2 separate regions of the Mus musculus genome follow, and region 1 is linked to region 2. The links are chromatin contacts, found by Hi-C in ENCODE. All regions are on one chromosome and are shown on one strand. Each heading gives the region's core, a stretch centred on a gene start or an enhancer-like site at or near the end of the contact. The rest is flanking DNA. Distances are from core to core; before and after follow the strand shown. Region 1 holds the start of Fastkd3 (FAST kinase domains 3). Region 2 holds the start of Adcy2 (adenylate cyclase 2).

What was found. A loop is a pair of places that touch in the nucleus more often than their neighbours do.
Region 1: a map of gastrocnemius shows a loop between it and region 2 (2.8-fold over the local background). The contact joins the promoter of Fastkd3 here to the promoter of Adcy2 in region 2. A Hi-C loop is called at or near these places in 3 of 37 maps with a recorded cell type or tissue (gastrocnemius, heart and mouse trophoblast stem cell).

The regions. Positions count from the first base shown.
Region 1 is chr13:68,579,826-68,586,408 of GRCm38, forward strand. Fastkd3 (FAST kinase domains 3) reads left to right here and starts at 2,385. Exons shown (of 7, transcript NM_027123.5): 1 at 2,385-2,525; 2 at 3,714-5,177; 3 at 5,353-5,438. The coding sequence starts at 3,737. Mtrr (5-methyltetrahydrofolate-homocysteine methyltransferase reductase) reads right to left here and starts at 2,344. Exons shown (of 15, transcript NM_172480.3): 1 at 2,240-2,344; 2 at 726-890. The coding sequence starts at 854.
Region 2 is chr13:68,993,794-69,000,816 of GRCm38, forward strand. It overlaps Adcy2 (adenylate cyclase 2), which reads right to left and starts at 5,748. Exons shown (of 25, transcript NM_153534.2): 1 at 5,281-5,748. The coding sequence starts at 5,502. Gm35161 (a long non-coding RNA gene) reads left to right here and starts at 5,752. Exons shown (of 5, transcript XR_873632.3): 1 at 5,752-6,872.

The sequences.
Region 1 (6,583 bases), core at 1,135-3,634, 420 kb before region 2:
CCGAGTTACCGTAAACATATCCTGGTCAACAGTGCTGTGACTAGATGCCTCAATAACGCTGCCCAGTAACTCAAAGGCTAGTTCACTTTCGCTGATGGCACCAGGAGGTCAGAAGAGTTTAACACTTTTCCCTCCACATGGCACACAAGAAAAGCCCCATCTACCCCCAGACTGTTATCGAATTCTGTATTTCAGGAAAACATGAGAAGTAAACAGGCCCATTATCTGTCAAGGGACACGCTGAGCAGCAAGGCAGTACATGGGTAGGTATATGCACACACACATACACACACACACACACACACACACACACACAAGTAACATGAGCAAAGGGGTTTTACAGGGTCAAGGTGAGGCAGAAACAAAGATAAAAGAGGCCCGTGGCTCTCTAGAGTTCAAGGCCAGCCTGGTCTACAAAGAGCCCTGTTCTGTCCCAATAAACAAACACACTTTAAAACAATGAAAGAACCGAGGAGCAACAGGAGCTATCCTAGTGAAGATGGGCTGCAGTGCAATGAGGCTGTGAGGTTTTTTTTAAACCTAATTCAAATGTATAATTCTGTGTTTAGACTCAGCTAGTTGGCAGGAGGATCCAAAGTTCATTTCTCCAAAGCTACAATGTGAGTTCAAGGCTAGCTTGGGCAAACCCCCTGCAACAAAAAATGGGTATACTGCCTCATTCCACAACAAAGTACAGGAAAATGCACAGGAATAGCTGCTCTTACCTTTTCTGACTCACTGATACAGTGAAGATCTGCGGAAAACCCGTGTGACACAGCCTGCTCACTTATTTCTTCTGCTATGGCCTTTGCCTGTCCTCGCTGTGTAGCATAAAGTAACAAAAACCTTCTCATCACCTCAGGTCATCAGCTGCAACTCTAACAGTGAGACTAAAAACCACAAAAGGAAGAAAGGGGTACACTGTTTAATGAAGCAGGTAGCCCGCAGGACACCCAAACATAATTTCAAACAGCCTTCTCTAAACTTGTTCCTTAGCACTGATTTTAAACGAATCGCAGTATGAGAGAATTAAGACAGGAGGTATACAAAAGTGACGTTTTTGAATTGTCCCTGATGGCGTGAAACCCACTCTTGATTTCTAGCTACTGTTGGGTCTTGCAAGTGTCTGTCATTCATTAGTGCCTAACTATAGGAGTGATCTGCCTTTCTGCCCATTTGTACTCTGAATTAGGATCATAAGCCTGAATGGTGAAGGGGCTAAGCCATGCTCAAACACAGTGTCGCTTACAAAGGCTATTGTTTCTGCCGTTTAAAAACAAAGCAAAAAAAAAACAAAAAACAAAAACAAAAAACAAAAACAAACTGTAACTCAGCAGTTAAGAGACCACTGACTGCTCTTCCCAAGGTTCTGAGTTCAAATCCCAGCAATCACATGGTAGCTCACAACCATCCCTAATGAGATCTGACGCCCTCTTCTGGTGCCTCTGAAGACAGCTACAGTGTACTTACATATAATAATAAATAAACCTTTAGGCTGGAGCGAGCAGGATCCTCCGGAGCAAGTAAAGGTTCTGAATTCAAAGTCCCAGAAACGACATGATGGTTCACAACCATCAGTACAGCCACAGTATACTCATATATATAAAATAAATAAGTAATCTTTAAAAAACCAAAACTGTAACTGTACAATGTTCACGTGAAACTGGGGAGTTCGTGTTTCCTGCTAGATCCTAATCAAAGCACTGGTCGTCATCAAAGATGGCATCATTGCATCTATCAGTAGTCAGCGTACATGGACTTTACACAGAGACGGTATTTCTAATTCATGCCTTACCCCGGAGATAACCAAGAGAAAAAGAAGATAAAGGGCTCTGGGATTCCACACTCCGCCATTCTATCCAGTGGCTAACGCTGAGTGGTAGCCGGCCTATATAAAATTATCTTTTCCTGAGTGAATCAACTCTAGTTAGTTTCTAAGCACTTGTGGCTTATCCGCTGGGGAGCTAGGACACAAACCCTTCAAAGGTTCATCGGGAAGCACTGCCACAGACTCGACAGGACCAATGGGTGACACGTGCGAGCTCACGAGGTTTTGGGAAAGGTGGCGGAGCCGACTCCTCCCAAGTGCTCCCCGTGAACCCCACCGCGGTCCGCCTCCCAAGTGCTCCCCGTGAACCCCACCGCGGTCCGGAAAACTCAGCGGCTCATCCCCACTGCGCAGGCGCGAGTCCCGGCTCCCCCACCGCTTCCGTCGCTCCCGCCGTCCCCCGCCGAATACCTCCAGGCGCGAATTCCCGCGCGGAACCCCGTTCTCCTCCGACAGGCACAGTCCGGGAGCACTGCGCACGCGCGCGGCACAGCACGCATGCTCCGCACGACCGCCAACAGACATGCGGGCGGACCTGGGCCAATCGCTGATCGCCGGATGTGGGTGGGTGGGTGGCCTTAGTGCCGCGCACGCGCCGGAATGTTCTCCAGGTAAGGGGCAGCGTCCGTGTACGGACGCTCCCAGGGCTCGGAAGCTCCGTGTCTGTCCTGTCCCGGGTGCGGCTTGGAGCCGCTCGGTAAGTGTCTCGGGATTAGGACCCCCGGGCTTCCCCACTCGTGCTCCGTGGGCTCCGGTCCGGTCGCGCGGCGCCTGCCTCCGCCGTTGCCCTGCTCCGCTTGCTTTTCTGTGATTGTGCGTGAGCCCCAGCCCAGCTTCTCAGCGCGAATTACCATGCTTTGCCCGGCTCATACCCGGAGTTTGAATCTTGTCGGCTGCTCCTCCTCTCTCGCAATTATCAACATTGACGTTCCCTTTCCCCATCACGTGAGTGTCGAGATTTGGAGGTAGAATCTGAATTCCAGCTCTTCCTCTTCGCGCCCAGCTTCACTGTACACAGAGGTGGTTTCCTTGGGCTGCAGGGTCCTTAGCGGGAAAAGCGTCAACCAGACGAACTGAATTACAGTAACCTAGCCCATAGGCAGGACTTAAAGTAAGGGCTGGGCAGCGATCGCAGTTAGGGTTAGGAGCCAGCATCTCGCCCAGACACAGTGAAGCCACAGGAAGTCAGCCCTATGATGCTTCAGTCTACCCGACAACACTAAGGTGTTCAAGGGCCACTGAAAAGAAATTTCAGAATGAGCCAGAGCGCAGCAAGGTCAATGAGTTCTGATTACTCAAAAAATAGCCTTTTTTGAAAACTGAAGAGACGCGTAAGCCTGAAAGCCTGAGTAGTAACTTATGTATAGGATTATGGGGTTTGGGGGGCTATTTAATCAGCAGCCAACTTTAAACATATTAAAGGAGACATGCCTTGGTGCACACCCTTCACTTTGTCCATAGAACATGGCCTTTGAAGAGGAATTACGTTGTGGTAAAACATTAATCTGAGATCCTTACATACACATAGGACTCAAGGAGTTTAGATATAAGGCATAGTTCATTTAAAAAAAAAAACCTAGTGACACTGCCTAGAAAGGGGTGTGCATGTCTTCTACCGGTGCCTTGTCTAGTTATGGTGCAACTGTTGGGTGTCAGCCAATTGGGTGTGGCAATCAGGACCAGGAGAGTGGGGACCCCCTTCCCAGGCTTTCTCTTGTTTCCTGGCTCGGTGGGAAAAGTAAACCTTGGTTTTTAAAATATTTTTGCAAGGTTCTTTTTTTTTTTTAATCTTTGTCATGGGATACTCATTCTTAGTTTCGTAGCGTTGGTGTTGTCTTTCTCAGCATTTGACCATGGTTTTTGTTTTTGTTTTTCTTATGCTAAGTCACATGTTGTGAATTCTATGGCATGGCGTTCATCACCCTGCGGAGGGCCTTTTGTCATAAGTCCATTCTTTGGATACCTGGAGCTGTGGTTGCTCTGAAAATTCACCCTGCCAGTCATGCCCCAAAGGCAGTCACAGATCGCCTGAGTGTGTGCTTCTGCTCCCTACAACCTGAGCTGTTCAGGGTCAGATTCCATCACGCATACTGTAAAAACTTCCACTCAGAAAAGGGAAATGACTTTCATCCCGTGGGCGAGCCATGGTCCTCCCAGGCGCAGGAATGGAACCAGCCAGGACAGAGTCTTCAAAACGAGGATGAAGAGATGCTTTTCAGGAGACTAAGCTACTTCACTTCCTTTGAGGAAGTGCTGAGTTTCATAAGTGCCCTGGACACCCTGCCTGTCCCTCTGGCAATGGCAGCTCTACTCAGGATCTGTGAGATAGGGAGGAGGGATGGTGAGCAAAGGCTGCCAGAAGGAGTGCTGGAGAACCGTGCCTTCCAGGCTCTTTGCCTCCGGTGTGAGCGAGACCCCTCACACCTGACCAATGCTGGTTTGGTGACAGCTTTGCAATCTCTGCTTACGTTGTTGCCTGCAGATCCTCAAAGTAGCCTGATGCTGAGCCTGGTGGCAGAATGCCAACGTCGTCTCCAAAGAGGCAACCTCGAAGTCCACCATCTTTGTGTCCTTGGGGAAAGTCTGGCCATGCTTCAAGGTGCGAGTTGTGAGACCCTGAAGCTGGTTGTCCGTCAACTTCAAAGTAAAAGTGTGGAAACATTTGCTCCAGAGGAGATCACGTCCGTTTATAGGATTCTGCAGGTGTGTCCTGAAGAAGTAGACAAACACCAGATGTTCTTAAACACATTAAACAACTTCTCCATTTCAGTAGTTCCCTACCTGAGCCCTAAATCCATTAGCCATGTCCTCACCGCCTTAGTGGCCCTGGACCAGACTCACGCACTCCCACTGCTTATAAAGCTGGGCAAGTACGTTGTGAGATACATCCCCCGTTTTACCAACGAAGAGCTCAGGAAGGTCTTGGAGGCGTTTGTCTATTTCGGACACAGTGACAGGTTCTTCACAGAGGCCTTAGAGCAACATGTGTCCGCCCTGTGCTTCTCCCTGGACCCCGCTGTGGCCAGCTCCGTGATGGGGTACTGCAGCAGGAAACGGATTCTCTCCAAGCCCATCTTCGACGTAGTCTCAGAGATCGTTGTTTGCCAGTGGGACAGACTTTCACCTAGTCAGATTGCCGAGCTAATTGAGCCATTTGGAAAGCTCAATTACGTGCCACCAAACGCCCCTGCCCTGTTTAGGAAGGTAGAAAATGTGCTCTGTGCCCGTTTACATCACTTCCCACCAAAGATGCTACTGAGGCTCCTTCATTCATGTGCGCTGATTGAGCGACATCCCGTCAACTTCATGTCAAAACTATTCAGCCCCTTTTTCCTTCAGCGGCTGCAAGGTGAGGCGGTTAAGAAGTGATGTATAACTTGGGATGTGGTCAGGCACTGCTTACACTGAGAGCTCCAGTGTCGTTTCAGACTGCTTGCTCCGGAAGTAGCTGGGTGGTTTTATAATTATAATCCCTCATTTACATGCCAACATTCCAAGCCAATAGTTGTTTTTTTTTTCCCCAGGTAAAGAGTCATATTTGGACAGATTGAGCCTGGCACAGCTGACCCAACTTTTCCTAACCTCCGTCCTAGAGTGTCCGTTCTATAAGGTGAGAACAGAAACACGAGTGGTGTGACTTATGTCCCCAGGATGCTCATCTTTTGTGCACTAAACATCTTCAATTTCCTTTGATGTTGGTCCCAAAGAGCAGAGCTTTCTCATAGGCTGGATTGGTCCCAGACATCTTTTGTCCTGTTTCCTCCCACCCACCCCCGTTCCCTTTCCTCATTCTTGTCCTAGAAGATGGGTTTCTGGCCGTGTAGTTCCTTAGACTTCATCAGACAAGAGAGATTCACTATGACAGATTTCCCAGCAGGCTCTCGCATTCACGTCACTGCTGTGTTACTCTAGACTGGACAGAGGCAGAGTGACTGCTGAGTGTCTCCTTAGCCACGCCCAGCAGGTTGCCCTAGTTCAGCTGGCGCTTGCCTTTTCCACACGGCCTGTTCTCCTAACTCACAAAGCTCCTGTAGAGTTAGAATTGGCATCCCCCAGGGCTGGCTCACACCCCTGCCCCTCTGTGCTCACTCAGTATCTGATTGAAGAGTAACATCCATGAATAAGAAACAGAACTAGTCTTTACAGCTGCCTGGGCTGCTCTGATGTCTGCCTACCCTACACCCTCGAAAGACTAAAACAGCCGTTTCTCCACCCAGATTTAGGGAAACCATGTGCGCTCCCTGTGTGCTGCTTTCCCATTTGAAGCCGCAGGTAGGGCTGACAAAGGAGGCGCAGTTTGTTTCTGTCCAGCTAGCAGTGGCCATGCCCGAGTGCCAGATAGGGAGCCTAGGCCATGGCTGTGAATTCTGTGGCATTGTTCTGACTTTCCACTCACTATCCGAGAGTCTCTTTAAAAACCCGTGGACTAGATTCTTAAATGGGTGGGTTGAGGTGGGGCGGGGGTTCCTGAATGAATTGTGGATGCAGGCAGACGTTTCCCCCTAGCAGGGATACACATCATCTGTGCCCAGCAGTAGGTGAAGGGGACAGCCATGACTTCCACGCCTCAGCTGTAGTGTGCTTGGTCCTTTGAAACCTTGTCATTTCTCTCCTGAGAGGGTCTGCCCTGCCACATGTTCAAATTATATTTGAATGAGCAGTAATGGCCTTGATCACGCTTTCAGATGTTTATCGTTAATTTAGATTTCCTACAAATCGTCTTTCTACAGCTTTAATTCAGTATGAGACAAGGGT
Region 2 (7,023 bases), core at 4,498-6,997:
AAATCCTAGGAGTAGTCAGTGTACTGAAAGTGATGGATGCCACCATTTCCATGAGCAAGCTGAAGAAGCATCTCTGCCCATCCATCGTCACAGAAAGAGAGGAACGAGATGCAGCTACCACAGAGAGAAGCCTGAGCACGTTCACAGCAAGGGGGAGGGGGTTTCCACCAGGGATGGAGAGTCTCCAGACCTGCAATGTTCCCCACAGCATCATGTGGGGGGAAGCTCACAGCTCAGGGATCTTGTCCCATCTCTGCAGCTGCATGACCTGGAAGACATTAATTTGGCCCTCTGGGTATGAGTTTGTGCATCTGTGGAATGAGTACGTCTCAGTCCTACTACTGGTTGGCTATGGGACACGACAGTGCATCTCCGGGGGACCTTGTGATATTAGATGCTCCCAGAGTTGCTTCTTGGTCATTTGGACCATCTCTTTCTGAGGCAGATCCAATCTCATTTGACAAACACATGTGGTAAACAGATGTCAGAGCATGGGAAGGAAGAAGAGCAAAACTCCAAGTTCTTAATCATTTTGCTTCATGCTCCCTAGACAGGCTCTTCAAACTTCAAAACACAGACGAGGATTGCCTTGACCTCTGGTCTTCTGTAGCACTGAGACTGTAGGTGTGCACCACAAAGCCTCCTTACTTCTCTACTGCCATTTTTTAAACAGAGAAGTTAATATCTGTGGGCTGCTTTCTCATTTCAGTTTTCACCTGCATAGTTCTTTATATTACAACCACCATTCCTGTACAAATTTAAGAGTTTTCCTTGGCCTTTGTGTAGACTACAGGTAAAATGTAAAGTGGAGTGACTTAGTGACTGGCTGGCTGCAAATTATACACACCTGCAGAGAAAACATTGCTTCTATGCCTAGGAATGCTTGGAAAGGTGGATCTGTAGCCACCTCTGCTCTGGTGCTTAGGAAAATGCTCTGTTTCTCTTGGACTCCTATAATTCTGAAAGTACAAAAAGCACACACTGAAACCTCTGTTCCTTAGTCAGTCGGGGCGTGTCTGTCTATCCTCCCAGACTCCAGCCTTCTCAGAAGTGGGTGATTCTCCTACCAACAGCAGGTGCCGAAAGGCTGGATCAATCAAGACATGTTCCCTCTACTAATGCTCCTGTCTGTTTCTTTGTTTTGAAAGATGAAATTTCTTTGCAGTAAATACATGAAAGAAATTGTCTGTTATATTTGCCCTCAGGGGAAATTAATGAATAGTGAAAAGCACTTGCCCCTTCTGGTTGCAAGCACTAACTCACCATGCAAACGAGGGTGGGTCGTGAGCTCAGCTGCACATACTACATATTTACAGTAAATAAAAGTACATATTCTTACTTCAGGATATGTTCCAAGACCTATTTTATTAAAATGTCTGACTACTTTAAATTTATGAGAATATAACATTTCCATTCAAATACTGACTACTCCCGATCATAAATTTTAGTCAAAACAAACATGTCCAGAGCCACCTGGTATTTTGACAAACAAAATTTATGTCAACCTTTCTTAACAATGAAGGCAATTTTTAAGAAAAGCTGGCAGATTTTGGACATAATAAATGAGAGGATTTTGTTCTGAAAGGAGGTTTTCATTCATTCAGTAATGAAAGCCAGCTCTAAAAATCAAAGTGACATGATATTTACAACTTACTTTGGTCACATTAGGTCTAAGTTTTCTCTTTCAGGGTCACCCTGACAACCATTCACGAGGCACTTGGTAGAGACTCAGCAAACCAATGTCAAAAAAACCATAAATCAGTTTTTTTTATTGAAAATTTCACCAGCAAGCAAAGAAAGAGTGTTCATGTTATCAACAGAATGTATATATACAAGCTATCCCAAGAATTGCTCTATTTTATTTGTCATCTTAGAATAAGTCTTAGCAAGAATGACATTTAACCTCATGTTTAGGCTTTTAGACTGAAAACAAGCAATTATACAATACTGTTGAGTTTCAAGTCACCTTTATTTTTATGAAATAATGAAAATACATCAAAGACCAGTAATGTTAGGGTCAGAATGAGAGAACCATAAATGGACCACAGTTTGAAATCAGGTGATATAAAAGTTTAAGTGTCAATTAAGACAATACTAAATCAAAAGACATGATTATTTTCCCTCTTTATTTACTTTCATTTATACCTTGATACAAGGCTTCCTGTAGCTCACACTAACCTGGGACTCACAGTGCACTGAGAATGACCTTGTATTTCCTGATACTCTTCCTCATGTCTGCAGCCCTGGATTCCAGGAATATAACTCAATGACTGTTGAATATGGTGTTGTGGTTGGAACCACCCAGAGCTTCCTTGCTGCGCAAGTCTTTCACCTACTAAGCTATATCCCTAGTCCCCCACCCTTTTCATTTTGAATATAAATCCAAGACCAACTCACATAAAGAAAGCAGGAAGATTTCCATGTACTTGGAATACCCTGGGATCATTTTGTGACCCAAATCTACTAGAAGATAGGAGCTGTGTATAAGAAAACTGTCACCCGTTTTGTCACTGTGAGAACTCATGAAAGAGAGACGGAAATCAAAACCAGACAGATGCATGGGAATGAAAGAAACTATCCAAGAGTTTAGGCAGAAAAAAAATCCTAGATCTATTTCACTGTTGAATCACATGAGGGTTTAGCTATTCCAGAGGGTGCTCCAAGATGAGACCCCTCAGAAGTCAATGCCTGCTCAGTCTGAAGTAAGACCGCATCTCCATCCACATAAGCATGGCTCTAACTCAACCACATCTAACTTAACCACATCTCTGGTGCTCCTACCTTAACTGTCTTTGAAGATCTGGACGGGGTGGGGGGGGGTCCTGTTTGAAAGTGGAGATACTGCCTACAATTTTTCAAGAAACAAAAGAGAGATAAGTCTTTGTGAACCTAGGGGTCACACAGTCTCTGCTCCTGTGTTGAGGTATTGGAAGACAGTGCCCACATCCCTCAGGCCTTTCTCCTTTCATAGAACGCTGGAGCCCTGTTCCTCACCAGAAGGTAACCTTTGGACTAGATCCAGGCATCCTCCCTGGAACATGTCTGCAGTTTACACTGAAAATTTACATAGTGGGCACGAAGCCAACCAGGAGCATGGAGGAACAGACTCCATTTCATGTCGTGTGTGGATCTTGCTCTGGGTGACAGCCAAGTTAAGGAAATACCAACTCTGGTTACAATGATTTAGCTGAATGAAGACAGGTGTGGAAATGATGAGCATACTAAGGAAATACAATGATGCCCCTTAAAATGGCATGAGGCCCTAGCCCTAGCAGAAGAGCTGTTGGCTGCTGATGGCTTCTGCAAGAAAGGGTGGTTTCCCATGCACCAATGTATAATCTCACTGCTATGCACACATGGACGGCACAAATGGACCCCAGGTTTTTGTTATTTTGTTTTGCTTTGTCTTTTGGTATTAAAGAAGAGAGGGAGATAGACTCTGGAGAGATTGAGGGAGTGGAGTGAAGTCGGATGTGATTAAATACATTGTATATGGTATTTATCTATGAAGGTTTCAAAGACTTTTTAAAGGCTATCTTTCCAACATTTCAACTAAGCAAAACAGAACATAAAAGAGACTCTTTAGGGACAAATGGGAAGAACAAAGGCAACTTAGAAAAGGGAGCCTTAAGTCCCTTAAGTTCTCCTGGCATGAATTTCTCACGGACCCATTCAAGAGTACCTAATTCAACGTGGTTGAAGTTGGAGCGTTCTAACCTGGAAAACAAAGTAGTGTGCCTGGGGAACACGAACTTCGCACTTGTCTCCCTAGACTAATGGCACTATAAATAGGCCATCACCTGCTCCTCTCCGTTTAGGAAGGAACCAGCCAGAAGGATTTGAATTACTCACAAACAGAAACACTTAGGAGGAACACGTTTCCAAAGGACAACTGTGATGTTTTCTTGCCAGCAATGTGAAAGTGAGGTGAGGTCTTTAAAGACTGTTGGCCCCGCCCGTGATCCCGCCCCCCTTCCCCAAATCTCTCTTTAAGTTCTTTTTGGTCTTATAAGTAGGGACAAGCAAGTGCGGCAGGGGTGGGGCTGTCGTCTTCTCACACCTAGGCTACCAGGATCAAAGGAGCTCCCTGCTTGGCCTGCTACTGGAGAGGGCCAGTGACGTCATAGTCTGCCACGTTGGATTATCTTTCCTTACCTCATGGAACTCAATCAGAAAACAGGACCCACGCTCGTGGGGGACATTTAAAAAATTGTACCGTGACTGAAACTTTTTCCTCCCGATTCATAATGTGAGCGCCATATGGTTCGGATATATAAAACGAATTGTCAAATACCTAACAGAGTTTCTGTGTCCTTGAGGCAGCGTGAGCTGAATCTGCTTGAGACTGGTGAAAACAGGCATGTCTTTACATTCTAAGCTCTGGGAACACCGTTCAGCAGAAACATCCCGCATTATCCTCTAACCACACAACTCACGAGCTGATCCAGGCCTCGGACAAGACAGTCTGCACAGGCAAATCATGGTCAGGGGGAAAAGTTTGAACCACACTGAAGAGAAGGGAGCGCTAAGAGGAAGTTACCGCCATCTACAGATTTCCTTACAGGGCTCCAGGGAGCCAGCCTGAGATTCCTGACTGAAAATTATGAACCAGAAAAACTGACATCAGCTATTGAGCTGCGTTAATGCTTCTAGCCGTGAAAACATGCTTTAACCATCAGCAGGGAACCATGATCGAGTCCTGCACTTCTCTAAAAAGGGGAAAGCAGCGAGGGTCCCTTCCATTTTTAGCTCACTTATAGTCTCTGGAGATGAGGCTTGGGCATCTGCTCAACACTCCATCACTTTCTCTCTACATGGCTAAACACGAAAAGATTCAAAAGCCAAGATGCACAACATTATCTGGTTTTCATTTTCGCTGTCATGAACTGCTTTCCCAAAGCACCTTGTTTTTTAAGAGTTAAATGATGCCCAGACCAAACTCAGAGAGGAGAGCCGGGGGCGTTCCGCGGACAGGGATGGGAGGCAGCTAGCGCGCCAAGGAAGCCTGAGGACTGCCTCTGCTGCGGGCAGCGGCGCCGGGAGAAAGCGCAGAGTTGGCCACGGGGCGCAGAGATGCTGAACCCACACGCCCTGCCCGTCCACCTGGAGCAAGCCCTGGCAACTTTATTTTGGGCAAAGCCTTCCAAGGAAACTTTTCCTCTGTCCACAGCTCTCGCCCTAGCCAGGCCGGCCTCGGGCAGGGCACAGGGGTGAGGAGCAGCCTGGGGCGGGACACGGTCGCCTGCGCGGTCCCCTCGGAGCCACGGGGAGGCCACTCACCAGCCCGAGCGCGAAGAAGACGGCGAGCAGGGCGAGGCAGGCGCCCATGACGATGAGCAGCAGGAAGACGATGAGAGGGTGCTGCTGGCTCATGCAGTAGTAGGACTCGTAGAGCCAGTCCCGGGACCGCTGCAGCCCCTCGCCGCCGCCCGCCGCCGCTGCTGCCGCCGCCTCGGCGCGGTCCCGCAGGTAGCGGCGCCGCCGCATCGCCTCCTGCCACATCGGGGCGGCTCGCGGGGCGCCCGCTGTGCGCGCCCTGCCCGGGCAGCGCCGCTCTGTGGTCACCTACCGCCTGCCGCCCCCGCGCTTCGCGACCCGCCGGCTGCCCGCCCGGAGCTGTGCTCAGGGGCCTCGGGCGCGGGCGGAGCTCGGAGCCCCGGGCTGGGCGCGCTGACGCGCGGGCGGGGGCCGGGGGCGGCCTCAGGGCAGCTCCCGGGCGCCGCCGCCGCCACCACCGCTCGCGAGGGCGGGAGCCACCCGGCCCCTCGGCCCGCCTCGCCCCACCCCGCGCGCAGCGCACCGGCCTCCGCGCAGGGGCGGCGCCGGCCCGCGCCCACCACCGCCCCCCGACGGCCAGGCTGGGCTCCAGAGAAAGCTTCAGACCGAGTCCTTGCCCTCCAGCCTGTCGCAGGCTGCACAGTGGGGCGCCTCCTCCTCTCGCTTTTGGACTCCAGCCAGGCAGATTGGGGCTTCAGCCTTGTTCTCCACTACAGCAGAGAACAGCCTGAGGGCTACTGTTGGGCTCCTGGAGTCTCCCACCTGACTGCCAGAGTCCCCACTGCCTCTCCATGATCTCACAAGGCAGCAGTGTAAAAGGCTGCCATGCTTTAATACCCCCCAGCCTGGAGAGGGGGTCCCATATCCCTGACCACCCCTCTTTAGTATGCCTACTTAGCAAAATGTGGCTTCTTTCTCACTTTCTCTATTGTAATTTGACTCCCAGTACAGAGCAGGAGTTAGGACCCTCCAGGACTTGTGGGAGTCCTTTTGAAAGAATGGCCCCCACGAACTCAATTACACAGTGACTGGAGACACCTGTGGTCCTCAGGCAGCGGGCCTCTCCTTTTCTCTGCCTTTGCTCTCCGCGCCTTAGAAGTACCCTATGGACCTCTGTGTTTGGCATCGCAGATCTCCCCAGAACCCTTTCAGTCAGACAGGGATGGCACAGAAGTTGGAGCAAGGAATGAGAATCATCCTCTGTGGGCAAGGTTGGCTTGGGAATCACTCATCCCATGCCGCTTGACACTCTCGGGGACCAAATGCACGAAGCATGACAGACCTAGCTAGATCCTCGTGGACAGGCTGGGCAGGCATTTCGTGGTTGTGACCTCAACCTTTGTTCTTTCTAGATGACAGGACTAACCACTGACCTTCAAAAGACTGCTTCTAGAAGGTTCCTATTTTCCTGTCCTTCCATCCAAAGAACCCACAAGCCATTTTTCTCCCCCAAATCATTTTCTAAGGAGTCCAAAACACAACACCGCCTCAAGAGCTATTCCACATTCTCTGTCAGCCCGGAACTGCCTTAGACCTTTGCATGTTCCCTGACAGCAGCCTGCCTACCTGAGTTGCAAGCCAGCCAGCATGAACAGGTAAGCTGAATAACTGTGTGACTCTCAAATGCTGGACCTAGGCCATGCACAGAGTCTCAGACCCAGGGATTTCCAGGGATTTTATTTTTGGACCCAGAGAGTGAAGACACAGCTGTGTTCTCAACCTCGATAGAGGGCAAGGATGGAGTTA